Linked DNA regions of Homo sapiens: region 2 is linked to region 1. The links are chromatin contacts, found by Hi-C or POLR2A ChIA-PET in ENCODE. All regions are on one chromosome and are shown on one strand. Each heading gives the region's core, a stretch centred on a gene start or an enhancer-like site at or near the end of the contact. The rest is flanking DNA. Distances are from core to core; before and after follow the strand shown. Region 1 has its middle 18 kb from the start of SPSB1. Region 2 holds the start of LZIC (leucine zipper and CTNNBIP1 domain containing).

Evidence for each region. A loop is a pair of places that touch in the nucleus more often than their neighbours do. ChIA-PET counts read pairs that join two places held with the same protein, here RNA polymerase II (POLR2A). Pooled maps may share reads with other maps.
Region 2: a pooled map shows a loop between it and region 1 (2.4-fold over the local background). The contact joins the promoter of LZIC here to the enhancer-like site in region 1. A Hi-C loop is called at or near these places in 1 of 50 pooled maps. POLR2A ChIA-PET finds 5 or more read pairs at or near these places in 2 of 52 experiments (OCI-LY7 and activated B cell).

Annotation. Positions count from the first base shown.
Region 1 is chr1:9,271,389-9,277,624 of GRCh38, reverse strand. No RefSeq gene overlaps it. Among named protein-coding and RNA genes, the nearest start is that of SPSB1, 18 kb to the left of the region's middle. Within about 2 kb of position 1,969, at least 4 of the 41 ENCODE cell types and tissues checked have a DNase peak (open chromatin) inside an H3K27ac peak, as active enhancers do.
Region 2 is chr1:9,939,846-9,946,352 of GRCh38, reverse strand. It overlaps LZIC (leucine zipper and CTNNBIP1 domain containing), which reads left to right and starts at 2,962. Exons shown (of 8, transcript NM_032368.5): 1 at 2,962-3,104; 2 at 3,571-3,729. NMNAT1 (nicotinamide nucleotide adenylyltransferase 1) reads right to left here and starts at 2,878. Exons shown (of 5, transcript NM_022787.4): 1 at 2,838-2,878. RefSeq lists enhancers at 2,793-3,362, 2,630-3,829, 3,363-3,933.

The sequences.
Region 1 (6,236 bases), core at 720-3,219:
AAAAATTAGGCTGGGCGCGATGGCTCATGCCTGTAATCCCAGCTCTTTGGGAGGCCGAGGCAGGCGGATCACGAGGTGAGGAGATTGAGACCATCCTGGCTAACACGGTGAAACCCTGTCTCTACAAAAATACAAAAAAAAATTAGCCAGGCGTGGTGGTGGGCGCCTGTAGTCCCAGCTACTGGGGAGGCTGAGGCAGGATAATGGCATGAACCCAGGAGGTGGAGCTTGCAGTGAGCCGAGATTGTGCCACTGCACTCCCGCCTGGGTGGCAGACCGAGACTCCATCTCAAAAAAAAAAAAAAAAATTAGCTGGGCATGGTGGTGCACACCTGTAGTCCCAGCTACTCTACTGGGGAGGCTGAGACAGGAGAATTGCTTGAACCCTGGAGGCACAGGTTGCAGTGAGCCAAGATCGTACCCTGTGCTCCAGCTTGTGTGACAGAGCGAGATTCCATCTCAATAAAATAAAACAAAACAAAACAAAATAAAATACCCAATCTCAGGTATGTCTTTATCAGCAGCGTGAAAACAGACTAATACACAGGGGCTCAAGACCTCTTAAAGGAGGATTTCGGGGTCTGGTGTTGTGGCCTCCAGCCCAGGGCAGCCTTTTCTCTCTCTCTCACTGTGGGTGCCCTGCATCCCTGCAGCTGCCTACATAGCAAGTGACCTGGGGTTTACGCCTTTCTCCTGACCTAAAGCTTTTCTGGGCCTCCACCTGTGCCTGGGCTATCTCGAGAGTCTTCTAAACCCTCCCTTCCTTTCTTTTTTAGGCCATTGGCTGTTATTGTGATTTAAATTATATCAGCATTTGTCTTCCATTACAAAGAAATTTGTACCTACTGGGTCATTTTATTTTTATATTTTTTCATTAGAATATTATATATACATATATATTTTATTTCAATTGCCAACAAATGGTTTTTCGTTACGTGATGAATTTTTTTGTTTGTTTGAGACAGAGTCTCACTCTGTCACCCAGGTTGGAGTGCAGTGGCGCAATCTTGGCTCACTGCAACCTCCGCCTCCAGGATTCAAGCAATTCTCCCACCTCAGCTTCCCAAGTAGCTGGGATTACAGGCGTGCACTACCACGCCCAGCTAATGTTTTGTATTTTTAGTAGAGACGGGGTTTCACCATGTTAGTCAGGTTGGTCTCAAACTCCTGACCTCAAGTGATCCTCCTGCCTCGGCCTCCCAAAGTGCTGGGATTACAGGCGTGAGCCACTGCACCCGGCCCAAGGTAGTTTTTATACATAAATAGAAATCCAAGGGGAGAAAATTCACCCTTAACAAACTGCCTTCCCTTTGGGGTAGAAGTGAGAAGGCAGACAAACCTCGGCTATGTGCCCCCCATAATTAAATTCACAAAGAGAATAAAGGAAGAGGACGATAGAGCAGCCCAGGCAATAAAGATAAAAGTTACCCCTCTGGACCTGCTCTCAGGATTGGCAGACATTGTTCTAGTCTCCTAGATTTGGTGGCAGCCAGCAGGCCTTGGTGACAACTCCTGCCCCAAGTGAATGATGTTCTCTGCTGTGGCTCAGTAGGAAGACACTTCCCCAGGGAGAAGCCAGAGCTGAGCAAACTGGATCCCAATCTTGGTTGGAGTCCTGACCTGGGGGCCCTGGGGGCCTGATACAGACTGGAGATGTAACACAGTGTCTGGCAATGGGTCGGCTGCTGGTGGCTGGAGCTGCGGGTTTGCCCAGTGTCAGCTCTTCCTCTCCCTGGAGTAGCTGCTCCTAGTGTGACCTGCTGGTTACGGGAGTGCACTAAGGGCTCGGGCAGACTCTAGCAGCGTTGCCACTTGCCAGCTGTCATCTCGGGCAAGATAGGTGACTTCAAGCCTTGGTTTCGCATCTGCAAACTGGGAGCCTCTTACCCGAGCTGTGAGTCAGCTGTTGTGGGGGTGGTGGCCTCTTACCCGAGCTATGAGTCAGCTGTTGTGGGGGTGGTGGCCTCTTACCCTCTTGCGGTGGCAACCTCCAAGCTGTGCATTTGTCCTGCAGGAGGGCAGTGGTGGCCTTCGAGATAGTGCCTTTATCGTCTTTAAAGTCTTTGGGTTAAAATGGTGAGAGCTGGCAGGGGCAGCAGAGGGTAAGGAAGACTCTTTTGAAGATGGATGGGTGAACCCCAAATAAGGGAGCAATGCAAGACTCAAGAGAACAAAAAGCATACGGCCCAGGAAGACGGGGTCTTGGTTCCTTGGTATCCCCTGGAACAGTGCCCAGCCCTGAGCCAGCAGTCAGCAGTTGTTAGGACCTGAGCCCCGCGTGCTGGGCGGTGCAAGGCTGTGTGGTCAGCCTGCCTGTCCACATGCGTGAGGGACAGATGGACACGGCCAGAATATGGGGCAGCCCTGGCCCCAGTAAGAGAAGGACACAGAGAAGAAGGGTGCTCCACAAGCAGGAAGACAAATGAGACGTGGTCATACCTCCATCCTCCCGGACAGCAGACGGTGCCTGGAGTTTGGGCATTAGAAGTGGGAGGCAGCCAGGTGGGAGCCCACAGGAGGCAAGTCGGACAGAGCCAACAAGGAAGGAACAATGAAGGATCCTGGAGAATAGCAAGAAAAAATAATGTGCCTACAAAAATCCAGAGTTGGGGCCGGGAGCAGTGGCTCACACCTGTTAATTCCAGCACTTTGGGAGGCCAAGATGGGTGGATCACTTGAGGTCAGGAGTGCGAGACCAGCCTGGCCAATATGGCTAAACCCCATCTCTACTAAAAATACAAAACAAAACTTAGCCAAGTATGGTGGTGCACATCTGTAGTCCCAGCTACTTGGGAGGCTGAGGCAGGAGAATCACTTGAACCCAGGAGGCAGAGGCTGCAGTGAACCGAGATCGCACCACTGCTCTCCAGCCTAGGTGACAGAGTGAGTAATCTCAAAAAAAAAAAAAAAAAAAAAAAAAAATCCAGAGTTGGAAGCCAGGAAATGGGAAGTGATGGAGAATCAATGTCCGTATTTGTCAAAGTCAGTAGACACCCCCAATCAAAACTGATTCAGGGAGTTAAAAATCACATTAAAATTCATTAAGGACTTCAGACTTAATGTTTTTCCATAAACTACTTTTTTTTTTGAGACAGAGTCTCGCTCTGTCCCCCCAGGTTGGAGTGCAGTGGCGTGATTAGAGCTCATTGCAACCCCCACCTCCTGGGTTCAAGCGATTCTCCTGCCTCAGCCTCCCCAGCAGCTGGGATTACAGGCACCTGCCACCACGCCCAGCTAATTTTTGTATTTTTAGTAGAGACGAGGTTTCGCCATGTTGGTCAGGCTAATCTCGAACTCCTGACCTCAGATAATCTGCCCGCCCCGGTCTCCCAAAGTGCTGGGATTACAGGCGGGAGCCACCGCACCTGGCTTTTCATACACTTCTAATGTTAAAGAGACCTTTTGGGAAATGATATTGATTGTGTGACAAAATATATTTCTGAATGGAATGAAATTCCTTCAGTTTCTAGTAAAATTATTAATGCACTATTATTTATTAAGTATTAAGATTAAAATTAGCATCAAGAGGAGGATCCCATTTTTACGAAATATTTTGAATCTTCTATTTGCATCCGTGTCTTGAAGGATGTGCACCCGTTGTTACTGTTGTTCGTTTCTGGAGGGCTGGACGACAGTGATTTTCTTTACACACATTTGTGTACTTTTCTGCACTGTTTCAATGCATTTGTAACAAGCATGTGTGATTTTTACAAAAATATGTGTGTCCAGGTTTTTGCCATCAAAAAATATATATATTTTTTTCTTTTAAAAAAGCAAATATAAAAAGGCCTCATACAGTGAATGCTGAAGGGGGCAATCTCCATGGATTAATATTCTCATCCGAGTGCTTACTGTATTTTATTTTTTTCAGTAAAAAAATAAAGACATACGGAGTAGGAGGAGGGCCTGACTGATAGCATGAGCTTAGTTTGATAATTTTTCCTCCCAACGATGCTTCTTCAGACAAACAGAACTCATGAGGCTGGGTTTCCGCAGCCAGTGAGTGGGGACGGGGGAAAGGAAAGGGCTGTAGTGAGACCTCTCCAGGGGGACAGAGCAGCCCTAAGCTGTTGGGGGCCCCCCTGGCTGCCATCCCTGCTGCAGCGTCCAGCAGTGGGCGCTGACCGTGGCTTTGCTCTCCATCAGCAGCCAGTGGGAGCTGTCAGGAGCGGGGGTCAGACCTTGCCCTGCTTCTGCGTGGCCCTATCCCACGGTGCCAACAAGCGTGGTGGCCTGCCATGGCTGGACCACATCCATTGCACCCCTAGGCCCTGGCCACTCTGGGCACAGGAGACCCATGTGCTTAGACCCTCCCTCCCCTAGAGAGGATGACACGTGCCAGGCTCACCGCTGGCCCCACACCCGCTCAGGCCTCCACCCCTCCAGCCGCCTTGCTGACCACTCTCTTTCCTTATTGCCATTCACTCATTCATTCACTCACACATTCACTGCAGGGCGGCGTGTAAAGTGCCAGAAACACGAAAAGGAGCAGAATGTATGGAGTCTCTGCCTTCGTGGTCCTCAGCCCGACAGGTGAGTGGGAAGATGGGGGTAAGAGAGGGCATGGGTGGAGCCGCATCCCCTCCCCTTCTGCTGGGAGCTGGGTGGCGAGGGGCAGCTGGCTGACCCCACCCGGGCTCTGGCTGTCTGTAAAGAGCTTGTAAGAGACCCTGGAGAAGGTGGACTCAGGCTGGCAGCTCCTGAGCTTGTCTTCACCACGGCTTCTTTTATGATTTGCGCAACTCTTCCCCTCCTGCCCTTCCATCTGTCCCTGCATCTCCAAAACTATGGTCTATCAGGAAAACAGTTCCAATTAAGCAAGAAGAAACTGATGCTGCACAGCAGGGGCCACCCAACTGGTGTTGCCACACTGGACTGCTGAAACCCTGACCCCAAACAGAAGGATCTGTCCTCTTGGTTCATGAGAATCACCTTCTTACTTAGGTCAGTGTGGGGTTTCTGCTGGGCTTCCGGAAATACATAACAAAGCTACTAGCTCCAGTATCTATTAAGTTCTGCTGCTACAAGGTAGTTTAGGCACCCAGAAACGAGGCCCGCAGGCTGACTTCAGGAGACTGGAATCAGGTCCCAGAGACAGCCCCCGAAGTGGGATCCTGGGGCTCTCCTCTCCTCCATGCCAGCCTTGTCCTTAGGCCTCCGTGGCGCTGAGATGGCTGCTGCAGCTCACCAAGGCCTGAGTCCAGAGAAATGGTGCCGCTTCAGCCTGAGTCCTCGGGGTCACTCTGATTTGACCAGTTTGGGCCCTGAGCCCTCCCAGATCCCATTGCTGCGGCTGTGGGCATTGGATGTCCTGATCGGCTAGCACTGGGTCACACGCCCCATGCCTGCCATCGGAACTCCCCAGAACACATGTATGGGAGGGTCCCCAAACGGGGGCTGGACACCAGGTGACCCTCCAGTGCAGCCCTCACAGACGCTGGCTGGGTCCCACAGTCCTGCCCCGCCATGTTTCTGTGAGGACTGTGGAACCAGCAGCCATCACCACAGAGAAGCAGGGAGGGGACGCCCTGGGCTACCCCCCGGGAAGCAGCAGATCCCCCGCGCGCCTCCCATCTGAGGGACAGGCAGGGACGGTCACTGCAGCTCTGGTTTCTGGCCTTCGTGACATCTTCCCTTGCAGGCTCTGGGCATGTCTCACCCGTCTCTGTCCCCTCTGCCATGGGGTCCCTGCCCAGAGCTCACCTATTTCGAATGTGTGCGCTGCTCCTTTTGCCACCTTGTGATGTCACCAAGCCTGTGTGGGTCCTGCATGCTGTTGGTGACAACCTGCAAATCTCTAACTTCTGTACCTCAAGTGGTCCTGAAATCCTATTTGACTTCCCCAAAACACTTACATTCCTGGGAGTGTGACACAGCTTGGAGGTAGGACTCAGGCAAGGGACAGGAGAGAAGACAAATGAAGGCATCAGGCTCTGGTGTCCTCAAAGACCCTCCCCTCCCGATCTCCCACTCAGGGGTGAGCTCCTTCCCCTCCAGTGGGCTGCCGGGAAGGTTGGGGGACTCTTCCTAGACTGCTTGGGAGTCTATGAAATGAGATCATCCTGCCCACTGCTCTCTCTCCCATGAGGCCCACAGACCCTCTTGCAAACGGAATGCACTGGCTTGCTCAGTCAGACACACTTACACTCGCAACAGGCACGCGGCTGTCCTCGGTTCAGGGCCCTCACTCACGGCAGCCCTCCCCTCCTCCAAGAACACACACAGCATGACGCTGG
Region 2 (6,507 bases), core at 1,713-4,212, 670 kb before region 1:
TTCCTACCTAACATCTTATTTCTCTTTCTCCAGTTTCTTCTCTGCCTTCTGTCTGAAGGCTTGTATTCTATTTTTGTTTCAGAATGCATTTCTCTTATGCATTAGAAATGTTTTCATTATCCATTAACTCTAAACAAGAACCTAAAGGCATATAAAAAAACCCTTAGCATAGAACTGCTGAATGACTAAGTCACAGAGAAGAAAAGGCAAATACCTCCACTGCTTCGAAGACTGCACACGCTAAAACTACACAAATGCCAGAACAGAACATTGGATTATCATTATCAAAATTAGGGGAAGGCTGGGTGGGGTGGCTCATGCCTGTAATTCCGGCACTTTGCGGGGCCAAGGTGGGAGGATTACTTGAGCCCAGGAGTTTGAAACCAGCCTGGGCAACATGACAAAACCTCATCTCTACAAAAAATACAAAAACTAGCCGGATGTGGTGGCATGCACCTGAAGTCCCAGCTACTAGGGAGGCTGAGGTGCAAGGATCACTTGAGCCTGAGAGATTAAGGCTGCAGTGAGCCGTGCTCGTGTCACTGTACTCCAGTCTGGGTGACAGGGCAAACAAAAACAAAAATTAAAAAATCAGGGAAAGTACACTGTGAACAAATGTTTATTCAGCAAATTTTTCAAATTATTATTATTATTTTTTTGAGACCGAGTCTCACCCTGTAGCCCAGGCTGAAGAGCACGATCTCGGCTCACTGCAACCTCCGCCTGCCGGGTTCAAGCAATTCTCCTGCCTCAGCCTCCCGAGTAGCTGGAACTACAGGCATACGCCACCATGCACAGCTAATTTTTTGTATTTTTAGTAGAGACAGGGTTTCACCATAGGGGCCAGGCTGGTCTCAAACTCCTGACCTCGTGATCCGCCCACCTCGGCTTCCCAAAGTCCTGGGATTACAGGTGTGAGCCACTACACCCAGCTCAAATAATTTTTTTAAAGTATATTTTCCAGTTTTGTTTTGTATGGCACTGACTCTGTCACTGTGAATTCCATTTTACCCAAAACATTGACACTTCCACACATATTTATGAATCAAAATTGAAAGATAATTGCATTAATAGGTACTTTTATTTTTTTCTTCTTTTGTTTTGTTTTGTTTTGTTTTTTTAAGACGGAGTTGCTCTGTCACCCAGGCTGCAGTGCAGCGTCGTGATCTTGGCTCACTGCAGCATTCACCTCCTGAGTTCAAGCGATTCTCATGCCTCAGCCTCCTGAGTAGCTAAGATTACAGGCATGGACCACCACGCCTGGTTAATTTTTGTATTTTTAGTAGAGATGGGGTTTCACCATGTTGGCCGGGCTGGTTTTGAATTCCTGACCTTAAGTGATCTGCCCGCCTTGGCCTCCCAAAGTGCTGGGATTACAGGCATGAGCCACTGCACCCGGCCGACTTTTGCAAAGGAAATTCTTTGAATCTGAAGTGTCTTGCAAGGTAGAGGCTATTGCAACCATTTCAACTAGTGTGTCAACAGTCTTCTCTAAGGTGGGCTAGAAAAATGGTTTCATATTCAAATTGTAACTCTGAAAAACAACTGATGGTAATAAAGAGATTCCATAATCAGACAGAACTAAGTGAAACAATTAGTTTTGGTAGAGTTCTGTGGTAATCATAGTTAGAAGTTTATCCTGGGTAGCTGAAATATAACTAACTTCAGACTCCAGGCCTGTCGGTGGCTTGTGCCAATCACCACAACACTTTGAGGGGCCAAGGCCAGAGGATCGCTTGAGCCCAGGAGTTCAAGGCTGCAGTGAGCTATGATCACACCACTGCACTCCAGCCTGGGCAACACAGCTCTTGTTTTTTAACAAGACATTGTTACTTAAAAAAAAACTGCCCTGATGAAACAATTCTACCATGAACACTGATGTTGTTCTGTGGACTACTTCAGGAAGATGGACTAAGAACATCATTAAATAGTTCCAACCAGTTTCTGGGTAATTTTATTTTTAATTTTTTGTTATGAGGGTCTTGCTATGTTGCCCAGCCTGGGCTCAAATGATCCTCCCACCGCGGGCTCTCAAAGTGCTGGGTTTACAGGTGTCACACCGCGACAGCCAAGGGTAACTTTTTTTTATTTTTATTTTTGAGATGGAGTCTCGAACTGTCGCCCCGGCTGGAGTGCAATGGCGCGATCTCGGCTCACTGTAACCTCCGCCTCCAGGATTCAAGCGATTCTCCTGCCTCAGCCTCCCGAGTAGCTGAGATTACAGGCGCCCACCACCACGCCCAGCTAATTTTTTGTATTTTTAGTAGAGACGGGGTTTCACTATGTTGGCCAGGCTGGTCTCGAACTCCTGACCTCGTGATCCGCCTGCCTCGGCCTCCCAAAGTGCTGGGATTACAGGCGTGAGCCACCGCGCCCGTCCAAGGGTAACTTTTTAAGAGCTGCCCTACAGCTCATTACCTCCTTCTCAAGGAGCATGAGTGTCAAACCACCTCCAGCAAAGTAGATGTAGTCTTTTACAGATTTGGAAAGAAGGATTTAGGAGGAAAGGGAAGTCGTTCGGAATGAAGGATTTCCTCCTCTGACGCCCAGCCGTCCCCCGTTAAGCCTAAAGGTGCCAGACCTCAAGACTCTTCTAGAAAGAGATTTTTCCTTTCCAAGGTGAATCCATCTGTTCCGAAGGTCAGAAGCTATTTTACCGAAGTTTTCCGTTCCACTGAAAAAATTAAGGGTCAATCAAAGCTCCTTGCCCCAAACCTGAATATGAGCTTGCCTCGGGTCATATTCGACTCTAAAGACTCCACCACACCATCCTGGACTCCCCTATATCTAGGACAAAAAGCGACCAGTTTCTCAGGGGCTCCTTGCGGGGAGCTTACCGCGCCCTCACTGTCCGCCGGCCCGAGTGCTACCGGAGATCACCAGCGGCCCGGACGCCAGCGAGTGGAACATCTCGGTCGCACTCTCATTGGTTCCAGGGGGCCGGAAGTGCGTGCGTCCAGCGGAAGTGCTCCCCCGGCGCGGTCCGCCAGGCCAGTGCCCTCAGGTAGGCGGGGCCCCTGGCCCTAAACTCTGGGACTGGCGGGCGGTCAGGCGGCACAGGGGGAATCCCGGGGGCCTAAGGAGGTTGTCCCAGTTTTTGTCAGGTAGGCCCGGAAGGAGTTTCGGGGACCATGGGTTTACGGCTACCTCTGGTGGCAATTGGGGCCTGTTGGAGCCCGGCCGCCGCGGGACCTACGTGCCGGACTTCAAGTTCCCGCGTGGGGTGGGATTTGCTGCGGTGGCCGGAGCTGATTCTTCACCCAGTCCTGTTGGTTCTGGGCCAAACCCTCCTCACTTTCAAGGAAGAGGCGTGCTCTCCGCCCTTACCTTTTCCAAGCCTCTGGGTTTGACGCCATCCCTCAAGGCGTGTCCGGATGCGGGATTTTCCTCAAAGACCCTCTCGGCCTCGCTAGGAAGAAACTCAGAAAGGCTGCGGTAGGCGCAGTCGAGGGGGAAAGTGCCCCCGCCCTTGATGTCTCAGGCTGCTCAAGTGGAAGTTATCTGGACTGCCTTAGGGCAAGTTTATATATAGCAAATAAAATTACTTGTTAATGGTTTCCTTTTTTCCAGCATCTCCACCCCGAGGTGGTTTGAACTTTGAGCCTTTTGTAGTCCTGATGAATAATTTCATTTTCCTCAAGTTTATGACACTCGGAACGTCAAGAACTGGAGGTTTGTGCAATTTGAGACCGGTCGGCACTGTGCAGAGATCAGAGTACTAAGAGACAGGTGAGCATGAATGAGGACCCTCCGCTCCAGATATAGTGTCTGAGAGCGGTTTCTGTAGTTTCGTAAAAGTGAAAAGTGCACCACATTTAGTGACTACTAGGTGGTGCCAACGAGTTAATCTTTCGGGGATAAATCTCAACTAATGTAGTACCAGGTTAAGGCTTTTAAAATGCACCCATTTTTACTGAAATGTATTCAGAATAGCTTTAGCTCCTTAAAATATGTTGAGCCTTTATATACGTGACCAAATTATCGACGTTCTATTCTGTATTAGGTACTGAGAAAGCTGAGAGAGGAATCAGACTCATATTCTGTTCTCCAGAGTTTAGTCAGAGGAGATAACGTATTATAATAAAATCATATATAATTAAAGGCAGAAATAAGTGCTAAATAGAGAATAAGATTTGAGCTGGGCGCGGTGACTCACGCCTGTAATCCCATCACTTTGGGAGACTGAGGCAAGTGGATCACCAGAGGTCAGGAGTTCAAGACTCGCCTGGACAACATGGTGAAACCCCATCTCTACTAAAAATACAAAAATTAGCCAGATGTGGTGACGCATGCCTGTAGTCCCAGCTACTGGAGAGGCTGAGGCAGGAGAATTGCTTGAACCCAGGAGGCTGAGGTTGCAGTGAGCCGAGATCGCGCCACTGCACTCCATCCTGGACGACAGAGCGAGACTCCGTCTCAAAAAAAATTTTAAAAAAAAAGATTTGAATGCTAAAGAAGAAGCAATCAATTCTCATTATTCATCTACCAGTTGTTTATTCGGCACTTTTTGTCTGTCCAAGATTGTGCTGGATGCTGGTGTATAAAGAAAAGGTAAAGGCCGGGTGCGGTGGCTCACGCCTGTAATCCCAGCACTTTGGGAGGCCGAGGCAGGCAGATCACGAGGGCAAGAGATCGAGACCATCCTGGCCAATATGGTGAAACCCGTCTCTCCTAAAAATACAAAAATTAGCTGGGCGTGGTAGTGCGTGCCTGTAATCCCAGCTACTTGGGAGGCCGAGGCAGGAGAATCTCTTCAACCTGGGAAGCGGAGGTTGCAGTGAGCCGAGATCGTGCCACTGCACTCCAGCCTGGCGACAGAGTGAGACTCCATCTCAAAAAAAAAAAAAAAAAAGGTAAAGGCTAGGCACGATAGCTTACACCTGTAATCCCAGCATTTTGGGAGGCTGAGGCAGGCGGATCACCTGAGGTCAGGAGTTTGAGACCAGCCTGGCCAACATGGTGAAACCTCATCTCTACTAAAAGTACAAAAATCAGCTGAGCGTGGTGGCGGGCACCTACATTCCCAGCTACTCGGGAGACCGAGGCAGGAGAGTCACTTGAACCCAGGAGGCAGAGGTTGCAGTGAACCAAGATCATGCCACTGCACTCCACCTGGGTGACCGTGAGACGCCATCAAAAAAAAAAGAAAGAGGAAAGAAAGAACGAACGAACGAAAGAAAGAAAAGGTAAAATCCCTACTTAAATAATTCACAACCTAGTGATTGGGAGGAAATCAAGGAAGACCTTGTAGAGAAGGTGACACTTGAACTAGACTTTGAAGAATGAACTGGGCTTCATAGGTAGAAAAAAAAATGCAGGCTCAAAAAAGTGCATGACATTTTTGGAACAGCAAGTCATCCAGTGTGGTTAGACTGTAGGAAACTAACTCTGAAAAGACATTGTCAGTTACATCTTGGGTTTGCCTTGACTTTTACTGGAAAATTCCACAGACTTAAGAGAAAAATTAAAATGGACAATTTCCAGGAAAAATCCACTAAACTATTATACATAAGATGTAGCTACAATAAATTACACTTCTGGGTATAATACTTGTTTATGTTTGCATATCATTAATGATCATAGATGACTTATGCCAATTTTAATAGATTAGGTAGTAATTTTTTGTCATTATATTTAATTTTGAATATACTGTAAGAATCCTCTCCAATGAAGTACACATGTCAAATCATCTGGTAATGATTTCATTATGTGTAGGAAAATAAAACATGCTTTAATGCTGTGTGCGGTGGCTCACGCCTGTAACCCCAGCACTTTGGGAGGCCGAGGCGGGCGGATCACGAGGTCAGGAGATTGAGACCATCCTGGCTAACATGGTGAAACCCTGTCTCTACTAAAAAAAATATACAAAAACTAGGCCGGGTGCAGTGGCTCACGCCTGTAATCCCAGCACTTTGGGAGGCTGAGGTGGGCGGATCACGAGGTCAGGAGATCGAGACCATCCTGGCTAACACGATGAAACCCCGTCTCTACTAAAAAATACAAAAAAAATAAGCTGGGCGTGGTGGCGGGTGCCTATAGTCCTAGCTACTCGGGAGGCTGAGGCAGGAGAATGGTGTGAACCCGGGAGGCGGAGCTTGCAGTGAGCTGAGATTGCTCCACTGCACTCCAGCCTGGGCGACAGAGCAAGACTCTGTCTCAAAACAAACAAAAAACATGTTTTAATAAGTTACCTGGAAAGTTTTGTGGTTTGTTTTTTGTTTTTTGTTTTTTTTTGAGTAGGAGTCTCACTCTGTCTCCCAGGCTGGAGTGCAGTGTCACAATCTCAGCTCACTGCAACCTCTGCCTCCAAGGCTTGGATGATTCTCCCACCTCAGCCCGCCAAGTAGCTGGGACTACAAGCACACACCACCATGCCCAGCTAATATTTTAATTTATTGTAGAGACGGGGTTTCGCCGTGTCGGCCAGGCTGGTCTGTAACTCCTGGTCTCAAGTGATCTGCCTGCCTTAGCCTCCTAAAGTGCTGGGATTACAGGTGTGAGACACCA